Regions from separate parts of the Homo sapiens genome. Here region 2 is linked to region 1. Evidence: read pairs that join two places in POLR2A ChIA-PET (ENCODE). Cell type or tissue: Panc1. All regions are shown on one strand. Links, peaks and the distances in the headings refer to the core of each region. The heading gives the core; the rest is flanking DNA. Region 1 holds the start of HOXB13 (homeobox B13). Region 2 overlaps SKAP1 (src kinase associated phosphoprotein 1).

What was found. ChIA-PET counts read pairs that join two places held together with the same protein. Peaks named below come from ENCODE experiments on the same cell type or tissue, not always from the same donor. Only the 100,000 strongest peaks of a DNase experiment are listed, where the experiment ranks them.
Region 2: POLR2A ChIA-PET joins it to region 1 with 21 read pairs; 2 of 35 experiments call an interaction of 5 or more read pairs at or near these places.

The regions. Positions count from the first base shown.
Region 1 is chr17:48,725,550-48,734,277 of GRCh38, reverse strand. HOXB13 (homeobox B13) reads left to right here and starts at 5,528. Exons shown (of 2, transcript NM_006361.6): 1 at 5,528-6,285; 2 at 7,235-8,728. The coding sequence starts at 5,685. The coding sequence ends at 7,488. LOC105371811 (a long non-coding RNA gene) reads right to left here and starts at 1,295. Exons shown (of 3, transcript XR_934823.2): 1 at 1,156-1,295; 2 at 1-889. In Panc1, for the core only: no CTCF peak of the experiment used is centred there; no DNase peak of the experiment used is centred there; H3K4me3 peaks cover 2,224 bases; H3K27ac peaks cover 1,307 bases.
Region 2 is chr17:48,167,458-48,179,614 of GRCh38, reverse strand. It overlaps SKAP1 (src kinase associated phosphoprotein 1), which reads left to right. Exons shown (of 13, transcript NM_003726.4): 10 at 8,956-9,006. Among named protein-coding and RNA genes, the nearest start is that of MIR1203, 17 kb to the right of the region's middle. In Panc1, for the core only: no CTCF peak of the experiment used is centred there; no DNase peak of the experiment used is centred there.

The DNA of each region.
Region 1 (8,728 bases), core at 729-8,728:
CTTCGTTTCAGGGCGAAAGGCCGGAGTCACCCTTCATCTCCAGCGGGTGCTGTTCTAGCCTCAGGCAGAGCTCCAGGGCAGGGCTCCGCGAACCCACCAGCCACACTAGGCCGTCCTCCAGGCCGTCCCCTGCCAAGCGCAGGCTCCGGCCGCTGAGAGCTATAGCCCCGCAGGCCCTTTCCAGACTTCAGAGAAGAACAATGGAAAAACTGGGCGAGAGCGCTGCAAAGGAAAAACGTGTGTGGCGGGCGGAGGAAGGGAAGTAAAACGGAGATGAGAGAAAGAAAAAAGAAATAGAGAAGAGAGAGGAAAAAAAAGGAAGGAGGAAGGAAAAATGAGAAAACTGAAGAAGGAAAAATGAGGAAGAAAAAGCAAACAAAGAGAAAAATAGTGTAAGTGAGATGAAAGATAGGGAGAAAAGTACTAAAGGGAAAATGAAGATAGAGCAAGGGGTGGGTGGCGGAGCCAGAGAGTGAGCAATAACAAGAAAAGGAAAGAAAGAAATCAAGAAAGAACACACAAAAAGCAAGATAACTGAAATGGAAGGAAGCAAAGGCGGTGAGAAAAACACAAATATAAAAAGAAAAGAAGATACCAAGCCTAAGACAGAGGAGAGAAAATGCAGACGGAAGGAAAAGATGAAAAGAGGAAGGAAAGAAAAGAGCACACCTCAATTAGGCCATTTTCATAAAATCGAGAGGAGCCGGGCGACCCCAAGCAGTTCAGCCAGACCTGCGCGGCCGGCGGGACCGTGGAGCCAACCTTTCGGGAGAGGGGAGCGTCGCGCTGCAGAGAAATCCTCTCTATTCATCACCACCGACCTGACGGCCGCCATCGTCGCCGCCACAGAGTTTGCTCCAGTTGGGAGAACGAAGGCAGCGGGCGCTCACTTTACAAAAAAATAAAACGTAGTTTAGCAAATGCCCACTAGTGCGACGGGTGGGCGCCTCCCGCCCCCACCCCTCGTTGGCGGGTCCCTAGCCTGGGTGGGGGCGGGAGCTGACACCGAGGTGCCAAGTCCCCGTTGCCGGAACCCCCGGGGGCGCGGCGGCCGCGCTCAAAGGCCGGGCTGTAAAGGTCACAGGCTGTCTGTGGGGCCGAGCTGAATGGGCTCCTGGAGGTAAACAGACTCTTAACTTTCAACTTGGCCTTTACCTTCCTGGAGGTGTCTGGCGGGTATGTAAAGGAGCACGCTGAGGCTTTCAGCGCTTTTGGCTGGGTCAGTAAAGAAAGCTGGGGGAGGCTCCGGGCTCCCGGAGGGTCTGCCAGGAGGCTCCCAGCAGGACACAAAGGCATCTGTGGGGTTAGGGGAAGGCCAGGCTCAGCCCAGTCAGTCTGGAAGATCAGGACGCCTGGGTTGTGCAGGGACTTCCCCGCTGAACCCATGTAGAGCCCCAGGGAGGACTTGGAGGCTCTGAGCCTCAGTTTCCCGATGCGAGAACTATGTAGCTTACGCAGGGCTGAGGGGGCAAGTGAGAAGTGACTGACACTCTTTAGGGCAACTGTCCTTTTCAGGTAAAAGCAGGTTGCTTGTAATTCATTAGAAACAGAAACACATGGAGGAATACAAATAGAGCTCATATTTATTCAGATTGTGAAATGCTTTTATGTGCAAAATCTCATTATATCATCACAGTATGTGAGGAAAGAATTATTATCCATATTTTACAGATAAGGAGACTTAATCTTACTTTACCTGATGCCGGTTGAGATCTATGATAGGTCATGGGCAGATGCACACACATACCTATGTACAGGAAATAGGGGCACATACCCAAGTGTTAATAAATATGAGATCCAAAGCTGGGTGTGGTGGCTCATGCCTGTAATCCCAGCGCATTGGGAGGCCAAGACAGGGGGATCACTTGAGGCCAGGAGTTCGAAACCAGTCTGACCAACACAGCAAAACCCTGTCTCTACTAAAAATATAGAAAATTAGCTGGGCCATAGTGGCACACACCTGTAATCCCAGCTACTCAGGAGGCTGAGGCATGAGAATCACTTGAACCTGGGAGGCGGAGGTTGCAGTGAGCTGAGATTGTACAATTGCACTCCAGCCTGGGTGACAGAGTGAGACTCTGTCTCAAAATAAATGAAATGAAATGAAAGAAAAATGAGATCCAGAACTGTTCCCTGGGATCTAGCAGATGCTAAATAAATTGTAAAGCAAATAAAACAAGCACTATAGAATTTATTTGTATTGAAATGTATCCATTTACAGGAGGGTCTCCAGCACAGCTGGTGACCTTCACTCCCGCCAAGTTTAAGTTAACCATCTCTGCATTCCACAACACTGCAGTTACATGCACTTGGCTACTTATTTCAATGAACATGGATAAGAATGCTATACATCCAAAAGCACAGTTTCAGGAAGTGTTGCAATGAATTAAAAAAATTTTTGTTTTTAATTATTTTCCTTAACATTTGAGATATAGCTGATATGCAATAAAGTGCAGAAATACCAAGTGTATAGCTTGATGAATTTTCACAGTGAACAAAGTCTTGTAACTAGCAGACAGATTGAGATGGAGACTATTTCCAGCACCCCAGAAGGCTTCTTTATGTCCTTTTCCAGTCAGGAGACCTCTCCCCATGCCAATCTCTATTCTGACCTCTATCACTATACCATAATTTTGCTTGTCATTGAACTGCATAGAAATGTAGAAACTGAATCATACAAAAGTTACTCTTTTGTGTCTGGCTTCTTTCATCCACATATCTGTGATTCATCAATGTTGTGTGTAGTAGTGGTTTATTCTTTTTCAAATGGCTGTGTAGTACTTCATTGTATAATTATACTGTGCTTTCTTTATTCATGCTACTGCTGATAGACTTTTGGGTTGTTTCTAGTTTTGAGCTACTATATTTTGATTTCATTATGAGATGGGGTATCCCTATTATCCCTATTACCCCTGTTGCCCAGGCTGGTTTTTTTTTTTTTTTTTTTTTTTTTTTTTTTTTTTGAGATGGAGTCTTGCTCTGTCACCCAGGCTGGAGTGCAGTGGCACGATCTCGGCTCACTGCAAACTCTGCCTTCCAAATTCAAGCGATTCTCCTGCCTCAGCCTCCTGAGTAGCTGGGGTTATAGGTGTCCACCACCACAATTGGCTTTTTTTTTTTTTTTTTTTGTAGTTTTAGTATAGAGAGAGTTTCACCATGTTAGCCAGTCTGGTCTCGAACTCCTGACCTCAAGTGATCCACCTGCCTTGGCCTCCCAAAGTGCTGGGATTACAGACCTGAGCCACTGTGCCTGGCCCCAGGCTAGTCTTGAACACCGGGGCTCAAGCGATCTTCCCACCTCCACTAGGATTAGTAGCTAGGATTACAGGCGTGCGCTGCCATGGGTGGCTTTGAGCAACTACAGATAAAGCTGCTGTGGACCTACTAGTACATGACTTTTGATGGATATAAAGGTTCATTTCTGTTGGGTTTATGCCCAGGAATGGAATTGCTGGGTCATAGGGCATGACTATGACTATTATTATTTTTTAAATTTAGGGATCTATTAATGCCTCTACTGTACAAGGATGAATAAATGTGCATGTGTGGGTGTTTGCCTAGTGGAAACTAAAACTGTGGACATGCCCTACATATCTATCATCTACCAAGTAAAAATTGGTGAAAAATTCTTAGTCTTTAGGTAAAAGTCTGGATATTTCTGCAGTTCATAATTAGACAAGCAAGAAACTCTGGTGAGAAACTGGAAAGCACTGAAGAGACATCTCCTCCCTTTTCTTCCATATTGTTTTCAAATGCGATCTAGTGAAGATTTCGTGCTTGGTGTCTTCAATTATAGCAATGCTCATTAGGAGTGATGTACACTACTGCCTGTGGGCCCTTTCCCACAAAGTGGCTCAAGTTCAAGGTCAGGTTGGTGAGAGGCTATGATTGAGTCTGCCCAGAGTTTAGGGTAAGCCATTCCATATAATTGTCAAGACCCTCGTGTAGAATGGAAACATTCCTGTCTTCTCCAGAAAAACTGGGAGTTCTAGAAAAAGCAGACAGAAGGATTTGATTTGGGAGGGGTAGTAAAGGAAGCGGAAAACCTCTAAAGACAGATTTGTGAAACAAACCGTTTGATTCTTCTGAATTGCACTGCACATTAGGCCCCAACAGAGGGGCCTCAAGCAATTCTGCCAGTGGCTGGGGTTTCCCCTTCCATTCCCTTTTCCTTGTAAGGAAGTTTAAAGCTTGCAGGAGGCAGATAGGGGTCTTGGGCTTTCTGGGTACTCAGCTTGTGTGGGAGTATGCCAGTATCAGGGACAGTTTCCTGGGCCCCTTGCAGACCATAGGGAGAGGACTGCAGGGCAGGGAGACTGGCATCTCCACACAGGCGTCTGTATTCTTGGGGTCCAGAACTCCCGCAGCTGGTTTCTGGCAGTCAGCCAGGCTTGGCTTCCTCAGACTTCTTTAGATCCCAAAAAAGGGGGAAAGTGCCTCTCTTCTTTCTCTTTTCTGACTGACACTTCAGGATTTTACAAGATTTTGTCCCATCCGCTCTGTCAGCTTCTCTCTTTCCCTCTTTGTGTTGCTGTCCCTGAGTCTCATCTCTCCCTCTCCCCGTCCCTCCCTCAAGTCCTGTGGGTCTCCGTCCCTCCGTATGTCTTTACTTAAAGGGAAATCCAGACCCTTCCACAGGCCACTCTAGAGGCTCCATTTCCCCTTCAGGTCCGGAAGTGGAGTGTCCTGGGTTCCATCCAGATCGCATGTCTTCTACGTCTACGTTCGTGTCTCCCGCCTCTTCCCTCAGCCTCACCCGAATCAGGGCCTCCAGAGCATTCTGGGCAGTAGCGAGTCCCTGGGTAAGGGGCGTCCAGGGCACCTCCCTGGGGCCCGGAGCAGCTCATTCCAGGACATCTGGGACAGGAAGGGTACCGGGAATGAACTGGGGTGCTAGTACCCAGGACCCAAAGCCAGGGGCTGCCAGAAATACCTATTAACCCCCATTTCCCAGCCTCCTCTTACACAGGCGCATTCCCGGGTTCTCCTCTGAGGCCGGGAGCGGCCTCCCAGCCCCACCCCCGACTCCCCTTCCCCCCCAGGAGATGGACACTTTATAGAGAGAGCTTTTTATTCTCTCGTTAAACCTGTCAAAGCGCAGGAGACAGAAAGCTAGGGAGGGAGAGGAGGAGAAGGAGGTGGGGCCCGGCTCCTCGTCCCCTCTTCCTCCGCCCACCACGCCTCCCCTCCCCCCGGACGTGTAAATGAGACTCTGCAAACTGGAAAGCAGCGAAAGGACACCTCCTTCCTTTTCTCTCTTGTTGTTTTTAAGTGGAATGAGAGAGAGAGGAGTGGAGAGGGAAAAGAAGAGAGAGAGGGAGAAGAGAGAGAGGAGAGAAAGAGCGAGAGAGCGAGAGAGAGAGACAGAGACAGAGAGAGAGAGAGAGAGAGAGAGAGAGAGAAAGAGAGAGAGAGAGAGAGAGAATAAGCTGGGGTAAAGTATTTTCGCAGTTTCTGCCTTTAGGATTTTATTAGCTTCTCTCCCCCAGGCCGCAGCCAATCAGCGCGCGTGCCCGGGCCCCTGCGTCTCTTGCGTCAAGACGGCCGTGCTGAGCGAATGCAGGCGACTTGCGAGCTGGGAGCGATTTAAAACGCTTTGGATTCCCCCGGCCTGGGTGGGGAGAGCGAGCTGGGTGCCCCCTAGATTCCCCGCCCCCGCACCTCATGAGCCGACCCTCGGCTCCATGGAGCCCGGCAATTATGCCACCTTGGATGGAGCCAAGGATATCGAAGGCTTGCTGGGAGCGGGAGGGGGGCGGAATCTGGTCGCCCACTCCCCTCTGACCAGCCACCCAGCGGCGCCTACGCTGATGCCTGCTGTCAACTATGCCCCCTTGGATCTGCCAGGCTCGGCGGAGCCGCCAAAGCAATGCCACCCATGCCCTGGGGTGCCCCAGGGGACGTCCCCAGCTCCCGTGCCTTATGGTTACTTTGGAGGCGGGTACTACTCCTGCCGAGTGTCCCGGAGCTCGCTGAAACCCTGTGCCCAGGCAGCCACCCTGGCCGCGTACCCCGCGGAGACTCCCACGGCCGGGGAAGAGTACCCCAGCCGCCCCACTGAGTTTGCCTTCTATCCGGGATATCCGGGAACCTACCAGCCTATGGCCAGTTACCTGGACGTGTCTGTGGTGCAGACTCTGGGTGCTCCTGGAGAACCGCGACATGACTCCCTGTTGCCTGTGGACAGTTACCAGTCTTGGGCTCTCGCTGGTGGCTGGAACAGCCAGATGTGTTGCCAGGGAGAACAGAACCCACCAGGTCCCTTTTGGAAGGCAGCATTTGCAGGTACCTCTATTACCCTGGGTCCCCTTGTCTCTGAGCCTGGGGTTGTGGGTCCCAATGGCATTTCCCTGGGAGGAGGAGGAGGGAGACTTGGAGCTGGTGAGGATGAGCTTGGTGCTCCTCCCTTGGTTATTAGGACTCTGAAGGAGGTCTGAGTAGCTGGAGGGCCTGGATGGAGGTCAGTGTGAGGGGCCTGAGCTGGGTGCTATCTGAAGCCTGAAGGCCACCTCACTTCTCCAGGAGGCCCTGGGACCAGCCTTTCAACATGTCTGAGAGGTTTAGATCTCTTTGCTGTTGAGTGGGGATCAGGGTGTCCCTACCCAGCACAATTCCAAACTAATTCTACACAAAAGCTAAATAACTCTCAATTCGGTGCGTGGGGAGTGGGTGTGGGAGATGGGTAAAAAGGTATTGGATGTACTGTAGAGAATACAACCTCTCACTTTCTATTAGATGAGTTTTCCAATTTCCAAAGAAAAATTTAGGTTTCCTGCAGCCGTGACATATGTGTGTGCACTGGGATGGGTTAATGTGTGTGTGTGTGTGTGTATGCGCATGTATTGGGAGTGGGGGCAGAAACGTGTTTCCAGAATTTGCCTGTAGAATCTAAAAGAGTGGCCAAGAGTCTGGAAATGCATGAAGACTGGACGTATGTGATGGTGGGCAAAGGCCTGACTGTGTGTGGTGTGTGGGTATGTTTGCAGATTCGCGGGTGTGAGAGCAGTGATGGGTGAGGGTGGCCTTCAGGAGCCAAGGCTGAGCGGTGGTGAGAGAACAAGCCGGAAGCCAGGGTGCTGTCCTGGTATGCTTTGGAGGAACAGGATTGCACGTGCGCCTGTAGGGTGACCTGTGTGCACCTGTGAGATGACTTAGCTTGGGGCTTGCAAGGCCTGGGTCTGCATGGGTGGGTATCTGACCATGCCTTTTCCTCCCTCCCTTTCACGCCGCGCAGACTCCAGCGGGCAGCACCCTCCTGACGCCTGCGCCTTTCGTCGCGGCCGCAAGAAACGCATTCCGTACAGCAAGGGGCAGTTGCGGGAGCTGGAGCGGGAGTATGCGGCTAACAAGTTCATCACCAAGGACAAGAGGCGCAAGATCTCGGCAGCCACCAGCCTCTCGGAGCGCCAGATTACCATCTGGTTTCAGAACCGCCGGGTCAAAGAGAAGAAGGTTCTCGCCAAGGTGAAGAACAGCGCTACCCCTTAAGAGATCTCCTTGCCTGGGTGGGAGGAGCGAAAGTGGGGGTGTCCTGGGGAGACCAGGAACCTGCCAAGCCCAGGCTGGGGCCAAGGACTCTGCTGAGAGGCCCCTAGAGACAACACCCTTCCCAGGCCACTGGCTGCTGGACTGTTCCTCAGGAGCGGCCTGGGTACCCAGTATGTGCAGGGAGACGGAACCCCATGTGACAGCCCACTCCACCAGGGTTCCCAAAGAACCTGGCCCAGTCATAATCATTCATCCTGACAGTGGCAATAATCACGATAACCAGTACTAGCTGCCATGATCGTTAGCCTCATATTTTCTATCTAGAGCTCTGTAGAGCACTTTAGAAACCGCTTTCATGAATTGAGCTAATTATGAATAAATTTGGAAGGCGATCCCTTTGCAGGGAAGCTTTCTCTCAGACCCCCTTCCATTACACCTCTCACCCTGGTAACAGCAGGAAGACTGAGGAGAGGGGAACGGGCAGATTCGTTGTGTGGCTGTGATGTCCGTTTAGCATTTTTCTCAGCTGACAGCTGGGTAGGTGGACAATTGTAGAGGCTGTCTCTTCCTCCCTCCTTGTCCACCCCATAGGGTGTACCCACTGGTCTTGGAAGCACCCATCCTTAATACGATGATTTTTCTGTCGTGTGAAAATGAAGCCAGCAGGCTGCCCCTAGTCAGTCCTTCCTTCCAGAGAAAAAGAGATTTGAGAAAGTGCCTGGGTAATTCACCATTAATTTCCTCCCCCAAACTCTCTGAGTCTTCCCTTAATATTTCTGGTGGTTCTGACCAAAGCAGGTCATGGTTTGTTGAGCATTTGGGATCCCAGTGAAGTAGATGTTTGTAGCCTTGCATACTTAGCCCTTCCCAGGCACAAACGGAGTGGCAGAGTGGTGCCAACCCTGTTTTCCCAGTCCACGTAGACAGATTCACAGTGCGGAATTCTGGAAGCTGGAGACAGACGGGCTCTTTGCAGAGCCGGGACTCTGAGAGGGACATGAGGGCCTCTGCCTCTGTGTTCATTCTCTGATGTCCTGTACCTGGGCTCAGTGCCCGGTGGGACTCATCTCCTGGCCGCGCAGCAAAGCCAGCGGGTTCGTGCTGGTCCTTCCTGCACCTTAGGCTGGGGGTGGGGGGCCTGCCGGCGCATTCTCCACGATTGAGCGCACAGGCCTGAAGTCTGGACAACCCGCAGAACCGAAGCTCCGAGCAGCGGGTCGGTGGCGAGTAGTGGGGTCGG
Region 2 (12,157 bases), core at 4,158-12,157, 560 kb after region 1:
AATACCTTGATAGACCAAACCTTGATAGTAAACCTTGATAGAGAACAACTCATTATTACCTAGTTCAGATATACCATGAATCAAATCACATCTCTTAAAAATAACCCTAACATGTTTTATCTGCTCATCATTACAGCAGGTCTACTCAATATATTTCCTTTCTTCCAAAGGCATGAAAACTAGCATCTCAAAAAATGTATAGTCATCACTGCTTCTGCATAGCCATGTCTGGTGGGGATAACAGCAGCTGGTGAATGGTGCAAAGCTCAGTGGGGGTCAGACAGTGGAGAACCAAAGCCTGAGCCTTTTAATTGTGAAGTAGTTAGACCACAGGAACGCTAATCTTCAAGTCCATTCAGAAAGATCATTCCTATGGAAATTTGCCAGGAGTTCAGTGCTCTGCTGAGAAATTCAAGTTAAGCCTAAATTTATAACAATTTAGATCCCAGATGAACCCAGATGAACCTCAATCCCAGATGAACCTAAGAGCTAAGGTGAATCTAACACTCAAGTCCCTGAAGACAGGGCTGGTTGCTGAAAGCATCATCAGTAGGCAACTTGCATTTCAAGGCTTCCTAAGAAGAGCGTCCAACCCTCTCCACACTGCATTCATCTCTTCCTGGGGAAGAAGCTACGTCTTTGCTTCCTGAGTCAAGTGGCAGGACTGTGACCACATGTCCCTGCCCTGCTGGGGACTTCACCCACCCTCCAAGGAGAGCCTGCTTCTTCTCCTAGCACTTCCAGCCTCTACCAGTCCCGACTTCTCCAGCCTTTTTGTTGTGTTTTATTATGCAAATGATATCTTGGTTGAGGTCGAGCCATTTCTTGTGTCTGACGTTAAAAAAAATGATAATTTCCTCAGCAAGTCATCGTCGTTAATGAAGTTTTACAAAAACAGATACAACCAAAGGAAAATAAAATTTCACAGGTGATAAATTTTTCCAATTTCCCTGGCAGAATTCGATAGGATTGTTAAATTAAGAGTGAAGGTGTCTGTTAGAAAGCAACGAGCAGTGATGGGTAATTTTATAGAGTGGAAAATTGAATCAAATTGCTACATTAAAACACAGCTCCTCTGAGAATCTTCCCTTTCACAGTCGGCTCCATTGCAACAGCAGGGTGCAGAAATGGATCTAATTCACAATACTCCCTAAAAGGAGATGCATTCCCCAGCTTGGCCAGAATCTTCCTAGTGAGCTCACATTCTGCTCACTCCTGCCCAGGCTTGGGGAAATATCCGGGTGACACTCCACTTTGGGTTACAACTGTGGAAGAATGCTCTGGGAAAACCTCAGTGAACCTTCTCGGGTGGAAAGAAAGGGCCTTTTTCTGCACCATGTTTCGTTTTCAAAGGAGTCGGGGGGCGGGGGCTGATGCTTAGAGACACAGAGCAAAGGTGAATAAAGAGGAAGAGTCCTCAAAAAATAAGATGAGTTTGGGACTGTCACCTTACCCCAGGAGTGGGCAATGAAGGTATGATTGGCTTCCTAATGACCATCTTTCTCCTGCCTCCTAAACTCCTCCCCTTGGCCAATGCAGCACCGCCCAGAGTATCAGGGCATTTTTCCAAAATTTACACCAGCTGGTATGTTGGAGTGGCCCCAAGGGCATGAAGACTCATCTGTAGGTACATTTAACCTCTATCCACAACAGCTGCCCATTGGAAGTGAGGAAGGCCACACAGTAGGAAATCCAGGATCTCTTTCTGCAGGTTAGGGAAACAACAGCTAAACTGCACCTAGTTTCCAAAGGACAACACTGTACCCAGCCAACAGGTTCTTTCCCATAAGCCTCTATCCATCACAGTTCTTAGAGTCAGAGTTGGAGGTGGGATATATTGGCATTTAATTATGATATGAATATTTCAGCCACAAGTTTCCATCACCCAGCTTCCTGTCCACTCCACTTAGCTGTTGCTTCTGAACTTGCTGTTTGAATTTTGCATAGTGCCACACCTGGAGAAATTAAGAAGGGAATGTGAGGGGGCCTAACACTGTCTCCTTTCTGCTGCCCTCTCATAAGACCATCTACCAAGCAGCGGCACATGAGACAGCAATGGTATCCTAGGCACAGATACTAGCTCTAAATCAGGATGGATTTGCTCTGCCACCTGCTAGCTGTGAGATCTTGAGCAAGTTACTTGCCCTCTCTGTCTGATTGTATTACCTGCAAAACAGGGAAAACAATAGTAGCTGTCTCAGATGGATGTGCTGAGGAGTCTGGAACTGACATGTGTAAAGTTCTTAGCACAGAACCCTGGCAAACAATGGCATACAGTGAGTACTCAGTAAATGCTGGCTGTTATTAATGTGATGGTGTTTAAACAGGAAGTGTTACCTCCTTGAAGAACTGGGGATGGTTAGGTCCCTGCCCTCTCGAACCAGACCTGAGACAGTCCAGTTGGTTATTTCCAGCTATGTGTATGGAGCAGGTGAAACTGAAAATCCTGAGCAGATGGAATGTGGAGTGCACCTTCTGCTCAGGCCCATTTTGACTACGAGGCCAGGTGCTGGGTGGAGGGACAGCCTACAGTAACATTGGATTGTGCTAACATTGCATACCCATCAAGAGTCAAATGATGTGGGCCTCTAACATTTGTTTCCTTATAATAGGTAAATGTGCTTTGTGGAGGATATTTAACATTGACGGTTCTGCTAATCCTCCCTTTTGGGATGGGGCCCACACAAGCCCACACTGTCTCTATAGGGAAAGCCATGTAAGTGAGACCTTCCTTCCAGAGTATAATTTAGATGGGCTTCCTAATAGGGAGAAAAGTGTATGTAATACATACCAAGTCAATAAAAAATGTTTTTTTGTAATCAAAATAACGCATGGGTCATCACATTAAACTCACTCCATCACATTAATCATGGGATAATTAGCATTTGCTATGTGGCTAGCACTCTTCTCCCCTTGAGGGAAAACCAGAGCCCTCAAGGTTTTCAGCCAGGCCACAAAAACGTTAGTCCTGGAAAATATGGTTTCAAGGTTGGTATCTGGTGGAATTTCTGAACATCCGTGTTGAGCATATGTGGGCCCTTGATTTTTTTAGGATCTCATTTGCAGTAGATTAAACTGCAGGGAACTACCACAAAGAAATGCTAAAGCAATATGTAGAAAATGGAGGCTTTTCTGAGCCCTCTCTCACCACCACCACCACCACCACCGAAGTTATTTTACAGGCCAGCATAGGCCCAGCTCCATGATTCAAGATTCCATAAAAGGACAACTTTTGTCAGGTTTCGCTTTGTCTGAGGTCTCAAGGCTGGGATCCAGCAAGACGTCTGAGACCATTGAAGTGCTGTAACTGGGGCCTTGTAGCAGCTGCAATGGCAACGGAATCTGGCTGTGTTCTCTAGAGAGATTTCAGAAGAGCAAATGGAAAGAGAGATGACGAGCCATCTTTGGGAATTTCTGTGCACATTCCAATGCTGCCCACACTGCCCCAGGGTGTTATTATAAACCTAGAAACCAGATTGCTTTAAAATAAAGCATATAACTGAGTTTTTAAAATTTTGAGTCAAATGGAAACAAGCATTCTGTGGAATTATTTTTCCCCCTGTACAGTTGTTCAGACCCACAGGAAGGGGGAACAGTGAAGATAAGAAGTCTAAGGAAATGAAACAAAATAGAGACCAAAAATACAAAGTTTATGAAGAAAGAGCATCAGGGAAGAGTCAACACCAACATCAGGCCTCCTCTGAACTTCTGGCCTTTTCTCTGTCTTACTCCCATGCCCACTGAGCCCCAGCCACACAGTGCTGCTTGGCCAGCACCAAAACTAGAATCATGTTGTTTCTTCTACCTAGACCATCCCCCTGATCTCAGCCTGTGAAATCATACACATTCTGCTCAAATATGTCTCCTCAGTGACACCTTCCCAGATACTCAACTGGAATTAAGCTTTGTTTTAGCCCTCACCAGTGATTTGTATTCAGGTCTTTCTCCCCAGTTAGTAGATGCTTAGGTATTATTTGTGAAGTTAAATTCAGTGCATTCCAAGTGTTGCAGTTAGCACAAATTGAGTTTAATATCTTATACATCAAGCCCATATCACTGAAATAGGATGCGAATATTTTGAGCTAACAGTTGAGATAACCAAATACACAACAGAGAATTAAATGTGTTATTAGCATCTTGCTTGTATTTTGCATGTTGTCTGATGAGGTGCTATACATCCGTGGATTTATAACATATCTGTGCATGCGGGGGAGCAGTTTATTTCTACTTTTCTGCATGTCCCCTTTGCACCTTGAGTCTATCTGTATTTCTGTTGCATCTGTCACCACAGCACCTTGACATCTGGTTGCACATTTACACAGTTGGCATTTTTTGAAGCTTTTATCACTTTCTTTATTTGGGGAAGTAACTGATTTCCCCTCTTTCTGATTTAGTCATTTTTTTCTAATGTTATTCTTTCTGATATCAGTGTAGCCAATGTCAGAGGAGTGTCAGAGCAGCACTTCAGAAAATAGCCAGGTGTCATGAGAAGCTGCTGGCTCCTCTCTGTCCCTCTGAGGTGGATTCAGTGTCCTATTCCTCTCAGCCTCTCATTAGTGTCCCTGACATTGTGCCAAGAATGTTTATTGAAATCGACTCTCCAGATACTGATGCTCATTTGTGATGCCCCATGGTTCTCTTACATGTTCACACAGTTAACAGAATCTTCTTCAACTGTTTTCCCAATTGAGATGAGATATTTGGGGATCAAGTAGAGCATTTAATGTGATAAGTGGACAGTAATCTTTAGAGGTTAATTTGTTTAAAACCTATGTAAGGTTGGGGTCCCATATGCCCTGTTAGGAGCAAGGACCATTATAATCCATTACTGTTTAAAGTTGAGCTAGCACATAAATTTTAATTCACTCTTAAATGAAGATGTATTTCAGTAGACATAATGCTGAAATGCCTAATAATATTCTTATAAAGAAATTCAACAAGCTCTTTAGCCTAAAAAATATTTTTCAAAATAGTCTCTTAAAATTAAAGTGTCACATTAAAGATTAATAAAAATGAGAACTTTAGCTATTTAACCCACCCCTTCTTGTGAGCAACAAGACTTTTTTTCTGTTGCCATATAATAGTTGTCTTTGACTCTGGGGTTGCAAAGACACCTGTTCAGTTTCATGGAAAGATCTGAGATAACTTGTATGCCTATTTGTATTGTGCCCTCTGAACCTAGGGAGGTGTCTAGGGGTGTAATTTTCACAACCAGCTGTGAATGGTGTTTTCCTTCACTATGTGACAGTGCCCCCTACCCAGTCTTCCAAAGACCCCAGAGGCATAGCGCCAAGCCCATCAATGGGAAGGCTTCTTGATTTGAGCCTACTTTCAGCCACCTGGGAAGGACGGTGTTAGATAAAACAGATGTGGGGATTGGAGCTTCCCCGTTTACATCCATCATCGTAGAGCTTAGTAATGGCGGTGAATGATATAAAAGCTCTATAGCCAATGTTTTTTTTTTCTTTCTAGTTGATTCCAAAAGTGCAGTGGAAATCAAGAGTAACTGGTCTGGAACTGAACTGCATAGAACACATTTCTATTGTTCCATCTTTGTATTATGACTAGATTAAGTGCTGTTGCCCAAAAGAATAAAGGAATTAAGTTTTAGTTTTCATTTTTATCATTGCAAATACATTTACATTCTCCTATTTTACAAATGCAAAGAGCAGGCAAGCCACTTTCAATAATTTATTTTAAAATCAATGCTAATGAGGTTATGTCTCGTCAGTGGCCGAGTTTTACAATAAAGTCTGATTTATTTAGAAAAGATCTTTGGTGAAGCTTCCCATCTAATGGTGGTGGGAAGGAGGTGGAGTAGCAGCACTGTGACCCTCCAACTTCGGATCCAATTTGTAATTCACAGTGGAGATCTGACCCAATTTACATTGATTAGAATTGGGAGGAAGAGACAGCTGCGCACAGACAGCAGAGGTAGAATAAACCTCTGCAAAAGTGCCTAAGCACAGCAAATTATTGGTCTTTGTGATGGAGTTGTTTGATATCAACAAAAGAGCTGCTCTCTGTCCAAATTATTGGGTATCTCTAAAACTGAGGTTGTACCAACTTTTCCTCTAATGTTTCCAATCCTAAAATTAGTCCCATGTCAAAAAAGAAATGCATCATAGCTGAGAAAGGAAGGAAGTGGACGAGTAACGAGAAGACAATGTGCAAAGAATGTTTAATGTGGTTTATTTCAGCATGATCTGTTTCCTATATTTGATTTCACTCCTCCATTAGCTTAGGTTGTTTTATTCCTCGTGGTAGGGTTGAGGGAGCACTACAGGTGTCAAGTAGAACATTCTCTGCTGCTAGATCATACATGGCTATAAGAACTGTTGAGTCAAAGTGCTCCTTTTCCCATACTATATTGTAGGGCATATATATATATATTTTATTTCCCAGAGTATCCGTCCTTTTTTTTTTTTAGAGACAAGGTCTCGCTCTGTTGCCCAGGCCCAGGCTGGACTGCAGTAGCGCAATCATGGCTTACTGCAGCCTCAAACTCTTGGGCTCAGGCAATCCTCTTGCTTCAGTCTCCCAAGTAGCTGGAACTACAGGTGTGCATCACTGTGCCTAGCTAATTTTTATTTTTATTTTTTATAGAGACAGGGTCTTGCTCTGTTGTCTATGCTGGTGTCTAACTCTTGGGCTCAAGTGATCCTCCCATCTCAGCCTACCAGAGTGCTGGGATTACAGGCATGAGCCACCACACCTGGCCATATCAGTCTCTTTCTTACTTGAAATCAATTACTCCTTTAATGCTTTATAGTATTCTAATATATTTTTATGCTGCTCCTTCTTACCTATGAGCTTGGAGCTTACTTCCCCAGTTTGGCATACCGGAACTCATATTGCCCTATAAACATTACATTTAAAAAAAGAAAGAGAAATGTCAAAGTTTCATTTAGTGGCAAAACTATGGAGAAGCAAGACAAGCAAATGTCATTAAGACTCAGGAGAAAGGAAAGTAAATGTGGCCAGGAGGAGCTGAGTATTCAGCCCTCAAAACATTGCTTACTATACCCTATCTACTGTGCATATGTGTGTATATATGTGTGAGTGAGAGAGTGGGAAAAGAGCATGGTGGTAGTGAAAAGAATAACGAGTGTATTTTTCTTCACTTTGCCCCATGTATAAAATAGCTAAATATGATTCTGGTACACATATTTACATTATAAGGGTCCAATTCCTATTTTATCGGGTAATGTGACGAGATGAAACCGGTTAATGGGAGTAAGAAACTTAGGCCAATTATGTTATGACTTTGACCGTATAAACATTTGACTGGAGTTAGACACTGGCATTGAGTTAGAACCCATTGTGAATCTACGGCAATTAATTAAAAGACCATTCCAGCTACCCTCAGGAGCTTATACTCTAATGAACAAGACATGCTGAATAAAAACAGTAAAAAGATAACTACAAGCCCCAAGTACTAGGAACATAAAATTATGTACATGACCAGCCTCCATTACAGCTGAACAAAGATGGATACATTAAGGATTAAGGACTAATTAATCAAAGAGGGTTTTTTGTTTTTTGTTTTTTCCCCAGGACAGAGTCTTGCTCTGTCACCCAGGCTGGAGTGCAGTGGCACAATCTCGGCTCACTGCAACCTCTGCCTCCTGGATTCAAGCAATTCTCTTGCCTCAGCCTCCTGAGTAGCCGGGGTTACAGGCGCCCGCCACAGGCCCAGCTGATTTTTGTATTTTTAGCACAGACGGGGTTTCACCATGTTGACCAGGCTGGTCTCCAACTCCTGACCTCATGATCTGCCCGCCTCGGCCTCCCAAAGTGTTGGGATTACAGGCATGAGCCACCGCACCCAGCCAATCACAGAGGGTTGTTCACACACACACACACACACACACACACACTCTAACATCCTAACTCTAGAATGCTTAAAACTAGAGAGAATGCTTGCATAGAGATAATAATTTTGAAGAGAATTCCAGAGGGAAGGAGAAATGGAGTTTGAGGAAAAGGATTAGGATTCTGGTGATAGACATCTAAATAATCCAATGGACTGGAAGCTCCACAAGGGCAGGAACTCTGACAGTCTTGTTTATTGCTTGTCCCCAGTTCCTAGTGCAATGTCTTGCATGTAATGAGCACTTCAACATGCTTATGAATAAATGAAAGGGAAGGGAAGGAGAGGGCCAGTTTGAAGGTGACAAATTAATATTTTTTTTAAGAACACAGTAATTGCCAGGCACGGTGGCTCACGCCTGTAATCCCAGCACTTTGGGAGGCCAAGGTGGGCGGATCATCTGAGGTCAGGAGTTTGAGACCAGCCTGATCAACATGGAGAAACCCCATCTTCACTAAAGATACAAAATTAGCTGGGCATGGTGCTGTGAGCCTGTAATCCCAGCTACTCGGGAGGCTGAGCTACTCGGGAAGAATAGCTTGAACCCGGAAGGTGGAGGTTGCAGTGAGTCAAGATCACACCATTGCACTCCAGCCTGGGCAACAAAGAGTGAAACTCTGCCTAAAAAAAAAAAAAAAAAAAAAAAAACAACAGTAATTAAACTTTCCTTAAAGAAGAGAGTATGATGAGCTCAGAGAAAGGGGACCTTTCCGTATAAGGAACATGAGACTGACTGGCTGGACGCAGTAGCTCACACCTGTAATCCCAATACCTTGGGAGGCCAAGGAGGGTGGATCACCTGATGCCAGGAGTTCAAGACCAACCTGGCCAACATAGTGAAACCCCATCTCTACTAAAAATACAAAAATTAGGCGTGGTGGTGGGCACCTGTACTCCTAGCTCCTCAGGGGGCTGAGGCAGGAGAATCCCTTGAACCCCAGACGTGGAATTTGCAGTGAACCGAAAATCGTTCCACTGCACTTCAGCCTAGACAACAGAGCAAGACTCTATCTCGAAAAAAAAAAAAAAGAACATGAGACTGTGAACCACTAATTGCTAATACTGATCATTTATCCCCCCAGATGAAGAGCATGATCTAGAAGAGGATGAGAGTGGCACTCGACGAAAAGGAGGTATAAGAGCTTCTAAATGCACAGGCACTGGGTAGGACATTATGGGCTTCTGATTAGAGAAAGCACCTTTCTCTGAGACTACAAAAATTACTGAACTCAATAATTAAGAGGGTACCTGTGTGTGAACCCCAAAGCCCTAAATAAAGTGACTGGGTAGGGAAATACCTAAACTTTAAAAGCAGCCATACATTCACTTTAATTAATGTTCCCAGAACAGCCAAGATTTATCCTAGAGCGGGTGGGAAGCCAAACCAGACATTTATTTTTTCCTATCAATATTTCTTATATCAGTACAGTGAAAATAGAATTGCCTCATCTCTAAGAGATCAGAGGATTGAGAATGGAAAGAATGGAAATGTCTCCTCTCTGAGAGGCCCGGAGATTGCAAGTTCAGAGGGGAATGGAAATGTGTCAGATCTGAAAAGTGAACACAGGGTGAAAGATAAAATTCCTTGGTGATGCTGACTTCTGATAGCCTGGTTTGATTCCAGGCACATTTGGAAATGAATATGTAACAGGTTTGTTGAATATAAAATTACATCTTATTCATCCCAGACTGTTAACCATGCTTCAGGCTGTTAGTGAGCCCATCCTTTCTAAGGTCAGATGCCCCTCTGAAGCCTCCTTAAGTGGACCAAGGACCTATTCCATGGTTGTCAGTAAAGGAATGCTGCACATTGCAAGGGCCACCTCAAGGACATTCGTTCCGTCGGCAGAGCCCTAATCATGACTGATTTAGATACTGGCTGATATTTTTCTTAGGGAGTCTATGAAAATCTTAAGCCTAGGAATTCTTGCCCTCTTTCCCTCCCTGCTCCTTCTCCATTATCTAGCCCTGTCTTTTCCTATTCTCCTCTCTCCTTTCCTTGTGCTTTTTCTTCTCTCCTTATCCATCCAGCAAAACCCCCATTTCTAGGTTCATTCTCTACAGAAAGTGAATACTTAAAAGGTTCAGGACCCAACTTCCTAAGGGTCCAGCTTCTCCCAGGGAAGAGAAGAGACAACGAAGATGCAGCCTCAGAAGTCATGCGCCAAAGCAGGAGAGAAAGAAAGCAGTGGAGGCGGGTGTGATGCACGGATGTGAGTGTAGCTGCAAGTACCTCATGATAGTGAACACATGTGATTAGGTCCATTCTGAAACCTATTTCCTTCTGTTGTCTACTTACTGTACAGAATTCCAAATGAAAATCTGTTCTGACCCGCCCATGTTCCACATATATCTTTTCTCAACCAACTTCCATCACCAGTGCAGAAAAGAAACACTTCATGTGGACAGCTTGGGTGGAGTAACTGTAAGCTTCCTATGGCCAATTTCATATTAAACTCCATTCAGAAAGCATTGATCTTTTAGCAAAGTCTAGAATCCAGTTTCAGACTCCTCCCTCATCTCATTTCCTCCTTCCACCTCTTTCTCTAAGGTTATATCTGGGAGGTGAGAGGAGATTTATTTCTTAACTGTTCCTACAGCTATAATTCAAGTAGGTTTAAAAAAAAAAAAACCTTTTGTTCCTCATGCTTCCTGCCTCCAAAATAAGTGTTGTTAAAGTATAGCAAGCTCTGAATATGTTTCTATGGTTTACACTTCCCACCAGTTATAATGATTGGTGACTTAGTGATTAAAAAACAGGAGGACTTTTTGCTCTCTCTGCAGAATCTGAGGCAGGAATTTTTATTATTTGTGTTTACTTATTTATCGATTGATTTTATATACTGCCTTTTCTCCAAAGGCGCTATAGAAATGGTGAAAAATACATAAATCCAAATGTCATCATTTAGTTTTGTAACAATAAAAGATAGAGGTCTGGGGGAAGGGCAGGCAGCCCCAGTGAAGGCATTTAAAAGGCAGGGAGCTCTAGGACAGTGTGAATTCCTATGTCATAGACAAGCTACACAAGTTTGGGCTACTTAGTTTTTCTCAGGTGTGTGTTTTTTTGTTTGTTTGTTTGTTTTTTGAGATGAAGTCTCGCTCTGTTGTCCAGGCTGGAGTGCAATGGCGCTATCTCCGCTCACTGCAACCTCTGCCTCCCAGGTTCAAGTGATTCTTCTGCCTCAGCTTCCCGAGTAGCTGGGATCACAGGCACGTGCCACCACGCCTGGCTAATTTTTGTACTTTTAGTAGAGACAGGGTTTCACCATGCTGGCCAGGCTGGTCTGGAACTCCTGACCTCAGGGGATCCGACCGTCTTGGCCTCCCAAAGTGCTGGGATTACAGGCATGAGCCACCACGCCCAGCCTTTTCTCAGGTGTTAACATGCTTTTGGGGAGAAAAATATATATAAGCAAGTTGACCTTTCCCTTCTTCCTTTTTTCCCAAAAGATGCTATGGCTAGCAGAGTTACTTTTAAAATCCAAGTACTTTTCTCCAACCTCGATGGATCCTGTTCCTTGAATGCTGTGCTTTTTTCTCTGATGGAATTGCTAACATTCTGAAGGCCTAACTAGATCTTATCAGAATAGGGGGGAAGGGATTCGGTTCATCCTTATTGAGTGTTAATGACCCTGTAAGATGTAATTTCTTTTATTTCATTCTGTTACCTAGAAAATCTATCACAGCCTTGTAGTATTGATTGCTCAATCTATAAAGAGCTCAGTTTACAGCATGACTGTTAGTAACAGGGTTATTTTAATGAGTGACTCTTCAACACCTCAGAGTTTCACTAAATTCCAACCCATCAGCCCAGTAGTCTAACATTAAGGGTCTTAGGTAATGAGAACTTATCACCTTTCCCTATCATGAAAAGGTAACCTCCAGGTAACCAAAAATAAAACTTCCTCTGTGTTCGTTTTTTATAGAAATTACTGGCCATTTGTTTGCATGTGCTATGTCAAATAAAAAGCAACCCTGGAGGCACAAATCATCCTTAGATACATAAAATCCCTGACCAAGGAAAACCTGAAACAGACCCCTCCCACCCGTACCTCCTTCAGTCTGCCCCCAACCCCAACTCTGAAATTGTGGAAAAACTAAGCCAAAAGGAGACACAGACCACACTATTGTGGTCTTATAAGCAAATGATTGCTTTTAGGAGGGCCAAAAAATGGTTGCTTATACCATTCCATCTCTGAGGCCCCCTTCTCACTTTAGTGCGCGCCAATAGAGTGAACTACTACATGAAAGAAACAAAGGGAAACCACAGAGGTGTTTGCAGCT